Linked DNA regions of Homo sapiens: regions 1 and 2 are each linked to region 3. A link is a contact called in ENCODE Hi-C or POLR2A ChIA-PET data. All regions are on one chromosome and are shown on one strand. Each heading gives the region's core, a stretch centred on a gene start or an enhancer-like site at or near the end of the contact. The rest is flanking DNA. Distances are from core to core; before and after follow the strand shown.

Evidence for each region. A loop is a pair of places that touch in the nucleus more often than their neighbours do. ChIA-PET counts read pairs that join two places held with the same protein, here RNA polymerase II (POLR2A). Pooled maps may share reads with other maps.
Region 1: a loop to region 3 is called in a map of CD8-positive, alpha-beta T cell, with 12 times the contacts of the local background. The contact joins the promoter of ZNHIT6 here to the promoter of GTF2B in region 3. A Hi-C loop is called at or near these places in 1 of 168 maps with a recorded cell type or tissue (CD8-positive, alpha-beta T cell), 1 of 37 single-sample maps with no recorded cell type and 5 of 50 pooled maps. POLR2A ChIA-PET finds 5 or more read pairs at or near these places in 1 of 52 experiments (activated T-cell).
Region 2: a loop to region 3 is called in a map of CD8-positive, alpha-beta T cell, with 18 times the contacts of the local background. The contact joins the promoter of SYDE2 here to the promoter of GTF2B in region 3. A Hi-C loop is called at or near these places in 1 of 168 maps with a recorded cell type or tissue (CD8-positive, alpha-beta T cell) and 5 of 50 pooled maps. POLR2A ChIA-PET finds 5 or more read pairs at or near these places in 1 of 52 experiments (CD4-positive, alpha-beta T cell).

What each region holds. Positions count from the first base shown.
Region 1 is chr1:85,707,183-85,710,450 of GRCh38, reverse strand. It overlaps ZNHIT6 (zinc finger HIT-type containing 6), which reads left to right and starts at 2,018. Exons shown (of 10, transcript NM_017953.4): 1 at 2,018-2,822. The coding sequence starts at 2,167. RefSeq lists enhancers at 1,095-1,927, 1,866-2,225, 1,928-2,761.
Region 2 is chr1:85,199,547-85,202,476 of GRCh38, reverse strand. It overlaps SYDE2 (synapse defective Rho GTPase homolog 2), which reads left to right and starts at 1,461. Exons shown (of 7, transcript NM_032184.2): 1 at 1,461-2,225. The coding sequence starts at 1,481. It overlaps LOC124904207 (a long non-coding RNA gene), which reads left to right and starts at 2,235. Exons shown (of 2, transcript XR_007066199.1): 1 at 2,235-2,326; 2 at 2,438-2,930. RefSeq lists a silencer at 573-1,722 and an enhancer at 1,735-2,346.
Region 3 is chr1:88,889,542-88,892,879 of GRCh38, reverse strand. GTF2B (general transcription factor IIB) reads left to right here and starts at 1,313. Exons shown (of 7, transcript NM_001514.6): 1 at 1,313-1,397. The coding sequence starts at 1,381. RefSeq lists an enhancer at 1,028-1,137.

The DNA.
Region 1 (3,268 bases), core at 769-3,268, 3.2 Mb after region 3:
CCTCTTCTTATAAAGATATCAGTCAGATTGGATTAGGGCCGACCTTAATGGTCTCATTTTAACGAAATCACCTTTAAAGGTCCTATCTCCAAATATACTCACAGTCTAAGGTACTGGGTGTTACGGATTTAACACACGAATTTGAGGGGACACAATTCAGCCTGTAAGAGCCAGTAACTTCGGCCCACTACCACATGGGCCTCTTGGTACTCACAACCTGGCAGCTTGCTTCCCCCAGAGTGAATGATCTAGGAAGGAGACCAAAAAAGCAAGAGCCTAAGGCAGAAACCACAGCCTTTCTCCAAACCTAATCTTAGAGGTAACGTATTACTTCTGCTGTATGCTATCAGTGACACAGACCAATCCTGGGATGATGCAGGAGCAGTCTACACATTGGTCTGAACACTGTGGGGGTGGAGAATCACTGGGGAACATACTGGTGCTTGTCTACCACAAACCTATATCCATAATATATGAAGAACTACTACAATTTGATAATAAAAGACGTCAATTAAAAATGGGCAAAAGATCTGAATAAACATTTCATTAAAGAAAATATCCAAATGGCCAGTTGGCAGATGAAAAGATGTTCAACATCATTAGTCATTAAAGAAATGTAAATTCTCAATGACGTACCCCTACACATCTATAATCAAATAACTGATAATACTAAGAATTGGCCGGGATGTAGAGAAATAGGAACCCTCAGCCAGTAGGAATGTAAAATGGTATAGCTACTTTGGAAAACAGTTTGGGCATTTCTTTAAAAATTAACATAAATTTATATGGCCCAGCAATTCCACTCCTAGTTATTTACTTAACGGGAAATGTAAACATGTCCACACAAAGACTTGCATATGAATGTGGAAGCAGAATTATTCGTAATAGCCCAAACTGGAAACAAGCCAAATGCCCACCAACTGGTACATGCATGAAAAAACGTGCCACATTCATACAATGCAATGTTATTCAGCAATACCGGGCATTAGGCACTTTCGCCTAATATATTTATGATGTTCTCTGAGAGAATCCTGCAGAATGCTGGGAATGGGGAATAGCCTGACGCAGGCTGTTACTTAGAAAGAATGGAAAGAAAAATTAATGCCCTCTTTCCTACTTGAAACCCATCATGATTCCCAGTTATACACTGAGTTTGTGTCTGTCACTGACAGTTGATTCCTATGCATGATCTCATATTATCTTCGCAATGACACTGGGAGATTTATATTAATAATACCATGCTCCCTAGTTTATAGCTTCAAGAAACTAAAGCTTGCAAAGGTGTAACATCAGGTGTGTCCTTTTTCATACAAGATTGGATTTAATGGTTAACACAGATAAGGGTGGGTTTTCCCATTTCCAGAGTGTAAGGGTTTCGCTTCTCTCCCTCTGCCGGTCTCCTCCACTGTTTACACCCAGTAGGGCGTGGAGGGTGGCCTAGGGTGTGGCCCAGGAGGCTTCCCTAAGGGAAGGGGGTGGTGGAAACCAGGCGGTTTGAAGCCCATCAGGATTCCCAGTTATATATCGAGTTTGTGTCCGTCACTGCTAGTTGATTTCCATGCATGATCTCATATAATCTTTGCAATGACACTGGGAGATTTATATTAATAATACCATGGTCCCTAGTTTATAGCTTTAAGAAACTAAAGCTTGGAAAGGCCTAATAACATCAGGTGTGTCCTCCATTTTCATGCAAGATTGGATTTAATGGTTAACACAGATTAGGGTGGGTTTTCCCACTTCCAGAGTGTAAGGGTTTCGCTTCTCTCCCTCTGCCGGTCTCCTACACTCTTTACACCCAGCAGGGCGTGGAGGGTGGCCCAGGGAGTGGCCCAGGAGGCTTCTCTAAGGGAAGAGGGTGGTGGAAACCAGGAAGGAGACGAGAACCCCAGCGGGCAAGTCACGCAGTTACGCTTGTTCGCCCAGAGAATCCGGCAGGGCCTCCGCAGAGCCGTAAAGAGCTCTACAAGTCGTGAAGGGGCGAGGCGCAAAAGCGTAGCTTTACGGCGATTCGAGCAGTCGCGTCAAGCAGGCTATTCCGGGTTTGTGGCTGCTTGGCTCCACACGTGGGCCGCCGTAGGTATTCCGACCGGTAATTCCTCCTATTGGTGTGCAGCAGCCACATTGAAGGATAGAGTGGCAGCAGAGGCCAAGGATCGTGAGTTGATGGAGTTTGCTGCTGAAAATGAAGGGAAGTCTGGGGGAGGTCTCCACAGCGTAGCTGAGGGGGTGCGGCTAAGTCCAGAGCCTGGCAGGGAGGGAGTAAGGGACTTAGCAGGGGCGGAGGAGTTCGGCGGCGGAGAGGAGGGGACAGGGCTGACAGGGATAAAGGAGATAGGGGATGGAGAGGAAGGAAGTGGACAAAGGCCAGAGGAAATACCGATGGACCTAACGGTAGTGAAGCAGGAAATTATAGACTGGCCAGGTACAGAAGGCAGGTTGGCTGGCCAGTGGGTAGAACAGGAGGTGGAGGATAGGCCTGAGGTGAAGGATGAGAACGCAGGCGTATTGGAGGTGAAGCAGGAGACGGATAGTAGTTTAGTGGTAAAAGAAGCGAAGGTGGGTGAACCAGAGGTAAAGGAAGAGAAGGTAAAGGAAGAGGTAATGGACTGGTCAGAAGTGAAGGAAGAGAAGGATAACTTGGAGATAAAACAGGAGGAGAAGTTTGTTGGTCAATGCATAAAAGAGGAATTGATGCATGGAGAGTGTGTAAAAGAAGAGAAGGATTTCCTGAAGAAAGAAATCGTGGATGATACAAAGGTGAAAGAAGAGCCTCCGATAAATCACCCGGTGGGCTGCAAGCGGAAACTGGCCATGTCAAGGTAGGGCATGGGGGATTCCATTTAGGGGAATAAAGCTGTGGAGTCCTCATGTCTAGAGTGAAGGAAACCACACTATCAGGAGAAGGTGGAATAATGAAAAATGAGCACAAGTTTGGGTTTCTGGAGTCAGACGGCGTTCGCGGGGGTGGGTTGGGAAGTGGAGGGTGTTGTACATGACAACACAACAAATTCAGTGAAAATACATGAAATTAGTAGTGTCCAATGGGTAATGGTCAAGTTAGGAAAGTGGAAATTCTGGGGACCAAAAGATCAGTTGGAACTGGATCTGGCTTGACTTAATATGCTCTTTACTCGGTATTCCTTTGAGAGAGAATAGAGATGAGAAAGTCTAATAAAACTAACAATGACAAAGTAGATTAAGTTAAAACTAGGCAAAAATACACTTGACCTCAATTATCAAGCTTCTTCATGGGTGCTGTGAATAT
Region 2 (2,930 bases), core at 212-2,711, 3.7 Mb after region 3:
TAGAAAGCTGCAAACCTGTATGATAATCTTGTAGGTAGGGTGATGAGGGACATAATATTTGTGGCTCCATTTTACAAGTTTTGGCTGATGTAATAATTTTGTTAGCATGCATTAACTGAAATAAAGAAGGAAAAACAGACTTAAAAGAGACATCGGTGGGTGGGTTTTGTTTTGTTTTTGATAAAAGAACTCTTATAGAAAAGGAATCGCTGCAAATTTCTTTTAGCTAGCTAGCTCTCTGGGCGATTAAAATGATTGATACATTTCTAGAACACATGCACCGAGATACACCTGCACTCGTACTTTGTCCGTCAAAACAATCTTTGTTTTCTCTCAAGCTAGGACTTGCTGTGCCTAAGACACACCTCGTGCAGCGGTGGCGGTGAAGGTGCTGGGGTGACAGCCAGGAGGGCACTTTCCCTTTCTCGGGCTCCCTAACCAAAACTTTGCAGCCACCAGCCCAAACTCACGTTCCTGCTCGTTCTTCTTTCCCCTGCCTCAACTCTCCCCGCACCCTTCGCGCTCTGTGCGCCCACCCCTGCTTCCGTCGGTCAGCTTCAGCCGACCTACTACTCAACCTACCGGCCCGCGCCCTCCGCCTCCACCTGCACCACTCGCCCACCCCGAGAACCCACCTCTGCCGCCCCCGGCCCGCGCGCCCCGTCGCGGCCCGGGGCTCCGGGGCATGCGCGTTGCGGCGCCACCGCCCTCCCCCACGCCTTCCCGCGGCAGAGTTATGCCAAGTATGTGAGGAGCCGGCGAGGGCCAGCGCCGGTCATGGGGAGCCGCCGCCGCCTCCGCCTCCGCCTCCGCGAGCGCGGTTTTCTCCCCAGCGGGGCTCCGACCTCTCCCCCTGGCGGGGGTGAGCCTCGCGGCTAAGGCAGAGGGGATGGCGGACCCTCTGAGGAGGACGCTGTCCAGGCTCCGGGGAAGGCGGGGTCCCCGCGGCACCGGGGGGCTAGGGCTCCGGGCGGCAGCCGCAGCTGCGGTGGCGGCCTCTTCGGCAGCCGCGGGAGACGCCTGGGGTGCCGCAGACACCCTCCCACGTGAGCACGCCGGGGGACACGGGCGGAGCCTACAGCAGCCCTCGCCGTCACCTGAGGCGTGGGGTCCCGGGGCGCGGGTCCCCGGAGGGCACCCGGAGCAGTTGGGGGCGCTCGGGCCTCGGCCGCGCGGCGGGCAGGAGGCCGCCCCCCAGAGCCATGGGCTCGCTCACGCCCCTCCGCACTCCCCGGAGGGCTCCGAGGACAGCGGAGAGGAGGAGGAAGACGACAAGGACGAAGACGACTACGACGCCGACTACTACGAAAACCTGCCCGGCGGCTCGCAGTCTGCGCCCGAGCCTGAGGGGGCGGAGGCGGAACGGCGTCCCCCGCCTCCCCCAGCGGCGGGCTCCTCCCTGGGGGCGGAGGGCGGCCGCCTGGAGACAGGCAGGCTGCGGACCCAGTTGCGAGAGGCCTATTATCTGCTGATCCAGGCCATGCACGACCTGCCCCCTGACTCGGGCGCGCGGCGGGGCGGCAGGGGCTTGGCGGATCACAGCTTCCCCGCGGGAGCCCGGGCTCCGGGCCAGCCGCCTTCCCGCGGCGCCGCGTACCGCCGAGCCTGCCCCCGGGACGGGGAGCGGGGAGGCGGCGGACGCCCTCGGCAGCAGGTGTCCCCGCCCCGGTCGCCTCAGAGGGAGCCGCGGGGAGGCCAGCTGCGGACTCCTCGGATGCGGCCGTCCTGCAGCAGAAGCCTCGAGAGCCTCCGGGTGGGTGCCAAGCCGCCTCCCTTCCAGCGGTGGCCGAGCGACAGCTGGATCAGGTGCGGCGCGCACCGGGACTGGGACGAGCCCCCGCCACGTGGAGGCAGGATGGACGGCTGGAGTGGGGACCGCGCCCGGGCGGCTGCACCCACCGGCCTCCAGCCTCCAGGCTGCAAGGACCACGGCTGCTCCTCGGGAAGCCCTTTCAGGGATCCAGCGGGGTCCTCTGTGATACGCAGTGGCAAAGGAGACCGCCAGGAAGGCCCCTCCTTCCTCAGGCCGCCGGCAGTGACAGTCAAGAAGCTGCAGAAGTGGATGTACAAAGGGCGTCTGCTGTCCCTGGGAATGAAGGGTCGTGCCCGTGGGACGGCTCCCAAAGTCACAGGAACGCAGGCAGCCTCCCCAAATGTGGGCGCTTTGAAAGTGCGTGAAAACCGTGTCCTGTCGGTGCCTCCAGACCAAAGAATTACGCTGACAGGTAGGATACTTTGCGATGAAAATGCTAGCACCGCGAGCCTTACTGTTTACCGACTGGGCTTCTGTCTTAAGAGCCAAGAAAAAGTTATGTTTTTGCGACAGGTACGTTACCGGGCGAAAGTAAGTGTCATGTAAGTGGCAGCTTAAAGTAATTTCGGGGTTACTTAATGTAATGCATTTACTCGTTTTGCTTTTTTTTTTCTTTTTAATCAGACAATGGCATGAAGAATTGAGGTTGTGATTTCTTCTCGAAAAACCAGTGTGTCTATTCCCTAAGTATTACCTAAAGGAGTAAAGGTTAAGTATAACACACTTTTAGTAGGTTTACAGATGGGCGGCACTGTCTTGATTTTTATTCTTTGTAGCTCTAGGCAAATCCGTAGACTTTTGTGGAGTTTGTAAATTTGAATTTGATTCAAGGTAGATTTTATAGGCTTCATAAACTGTCATTTTACTCATTACAACTTTTTTTTTTTGCCTCTCCCAGGCACGCACACACATGCATACATACACACAACCAAAAACCCAAACAAATCAAACAAAAAAAACCCTACCATAAGTAGAATTTTTTAGTCAGGTAGTATTTCACATACACCATCTCTCCACCTGCCTCCCCCCGACAAAGAAACCTCAACAAAGTAATCTTTTTATTGTGAAAAATCAAGGACACTAACATTTTAATCAAAAGAAAAATGTTCCTCAGGTA
Region 3 (3,338 bases), core at 64-2,563:
AAACCCCAACTTTCCACACCTAAGTAACAAAAGAACCAGACGTTACTCCCTTTGCAACCCCCTCCCCACTACACAACCACACACACACACACACACACACACACACACACTTTAGCCGTGTGGCAGATGTGAAATTGAAAGTATCTCTGATTCGTTGCTTTCTGCAACCAATCAGACGCTTGCATAGGAGTGTAACTTTGTAACTTCACTTTAGCCTCTGATTGGTTGCTTTCCACAACCAATCAGACTGATTGTGGAGCCACTACTTCATTTACATAGGGTGTACACCATGTAACCAATGGGAAACCTCTAGAGGGTATTTAAACCCCCGAAAATTCTGCAAAAGGAGTCTTGAGCTGGTATTACCTTTTCGTTTTCAATAAATCTCTGCCTTTATTCCTTCATTCTTTCCTTAGTTTGTGCGTTGTGTCCAGTTCTTTGTTCAAAACGCCAAGAACGTGAATACTCTCCACCGGTAACTGTTATTGTTGTTAGTAATAGTGGTATTACAATTTTGACGTTAGTTTGGCTAATTAATAAATCTAGGGATATTTTGCAATATCTAGATGTTCTCGCAAGTTTTCTATATGTAGCTATCAGCCAACGTTACAAAGGCCGTGAAAAAAAAATGATCAGAGCATGGCCCATATCGTCGTGCCTCTTGTGTACACATTGGTTTCACGTAGTTTTGTTTCATCTTCTGCCAATTCTAAAAGGGTATGCAAGGCAAGATACCATAACCTATATAAACTTACATGACCTGTATAAAGGACGTGCCTAAGAAGACAACATGCTAGCTGATGACAGATCCTGAACAGACACCTGTTCTGGATGACCTAAGTGAGTTTCTCCTTTTATTTCAAATTTCTTAGAAAGAATCACCCTTGGGGCACGTAAGAACTGGCTCAAATGGGAGTGCCTGACGCGGGGTGGGGGGCTGGGGGCGGGGTAGGTGGTGGCCGTGAGAAGGTAGCCGTGAGAAGGTGGGAGAGGAAGGGGTGGTTAAACTATTAGGGATGCAGGCTTTGGCACCACTACGAAGCCAGGGTTTTCTTTGTGTTTTAACTGTCAGATTGAGAGTAGCTCTGTTGTAGCCCCTTTGCAGGGTTCCCATGAGACTTTTCCTAGGTAGTTACGTTGACTCGCTTAGCAACATAGCAAATTACAGAAACGGAGTAAGAACGTAAGAAATCGCAAAGCACGTGACGTATGGGATCTCACTGTTCTTGGCCCTTCTCCCGACCCGTAGCCCTGCTCTGCTACGACTGCGTGGGTGAGTCGTCTATAAAAACTCATCTCTGCGCGTCTCTTCGCCACATTCGCTTCCTGCTTTCGGTGTGTCTGTTGTGTCTTGTTGCGGGCACCGCAGTCGCCGTGAAGATGGCGTCTACCAGCCGGTTAGTATGTCCCGCCGAGCCCGGCGAGCTGAGGGGCGGGCGCGAGCGCCGCCGGCTTTTAGGCGGCCTCCGGGCAGCCTCGTAGGGCTGAGCGCCTAGGGGTATGGGAGAGAAGCGGCGGGACTGGCCGACGGGCCGGGACAAAGGCACTTCCAGACGGCAGGACTGTCAGGGTGTCGCAGGGGTTACCGAGCTGTTGACGTTATTGCCCTGGAGTCTTATGTAGATATCACCCTATGTGGGTCCTGGTGGGCTACTGTGTCCCCAGTCCTTGCCCTCGTATCTTTTCCCAATATTTCAATCTCCCTTTATTTTCTCTTCTTCCCACCCTCCCTCCTCTCCTCCCCCGCGCCCCCCCCCCCGCTTGTTTTTTTCATCTACGGCCCAAACAACCCGAGGGTCCGTAATTTCTCCTTTTCAAAGGAACGGGAAACAGTTAGTTTCAGGTTCCTATCGATCTGACAGCTAGGAAGTTGGGAACGTCAGCATTGGTAAGCCAGATGGAACCTGGTTGGTTACCATCACAGCGGGCCTCGGAAGTGGAAGCTAGAGCCATCGGAAGAGTTGATTAGTTCCCTGCTAAAGGATTTGTTTACAAATATCGTTGCCTGTGTACTTCTGAAGAAAATCTTGCCAAAGAAAATTAGTTATATGTGCTGGGAGGTCGCTTTTTAGTATATATTTAAGAATGCAGTGTACTCATATCTACAGGAAATGCATGCAGTACCCTCAGAAACAGCCTTTAATCTTGTGACCTGAAAAATGCTTGCAGACCCTAATTATGTCTCTCATTACCACTGTGAGGTAGATATTAGTATTTTTGCATAAGTGTAAACTGAGTCATGCCAATGTTGACTTTTCCAAGAGTCGTGTTAGAGTGTAGAGTCTAAGACAACCTGTTTCCTGTTATCCACACCTGGCCTTTGGTTAACTAATCCTGTGTTGAAAGTATCAAATTAATTCTACAGCTTCTGGAACTCTGGCACTATTTTTCTGACCCTGCTATCATCTGTGGAATTGGTTAATTTCACAGTGAAAGCCATTTTTACAAAATAGCCTTTTCTGGTAACTGCCAAGACTTACATTTTATGATTAGAAAAGGAATTTGGGGTGGGAGGCAGCTTTAGCTAATATACTGTTTGAACAGAACTCATAAAGCCAGTGACACTCTTGTTTACTGATTCTGATTCTTGGATTGGATGCTCAGTCATTCTATCTGGGTGTTGTTCTGTCGGGTAAGGCCTCCTTGTAGGTAAATGGAAAACTTGGGCTCCCCAGATCACTCAAATACGACTTAAAATTCTACCATGGCTTTTTTTTTTTTTAATTCTATCATGGCTTTTTAAGTCTGAAATTTTTTTCTAGATATGTGCAATTTATGTATCATAGCAGTTATTGCTCAAGTTTTTCTATCAGTGACAACAAAGAAAGTTAAATGCAGTATTTTTTATTTTATGGAACAGGCCTGGGCTGAAGTGTAGGTGGCACGATCATGGCTCACTGCAGCCATGACCTCCCCAGTTCAAGTGATCCTCCCACCTCAGCCTTCTGAGTAGCTGGGACCATAGGTACACACCACGTGCCTGGCTAATTTTTTTATTTTTAAATTTTATTAATTTTTATTTTTGTGGAGACAAGGCCTAGTTACATTGCCCAGGCTGGTCCTGAACTCCTGGGTCCAAGCAGTCCTCCGGCTTTGGCCTACCAAAGTGCTGTGGTAACAGGCATGAGCCACTGCGCCCAGCCTAAATATAATATTTCTACCTTTTGCATGTTTTTCCCTCAGGAAGGTGTATTGTCACTAGGCCATGAAACTGGCTGGTGTCCTCACAGAGGAGTACAAATGTTCTGAGTTCAAATGTAAGCTCCGCCACTTATTAGTTCCATGACTTCAGGCAAATCATTCTCTGAGCATAATTTTTTAAATGTGAAATAGTGCCT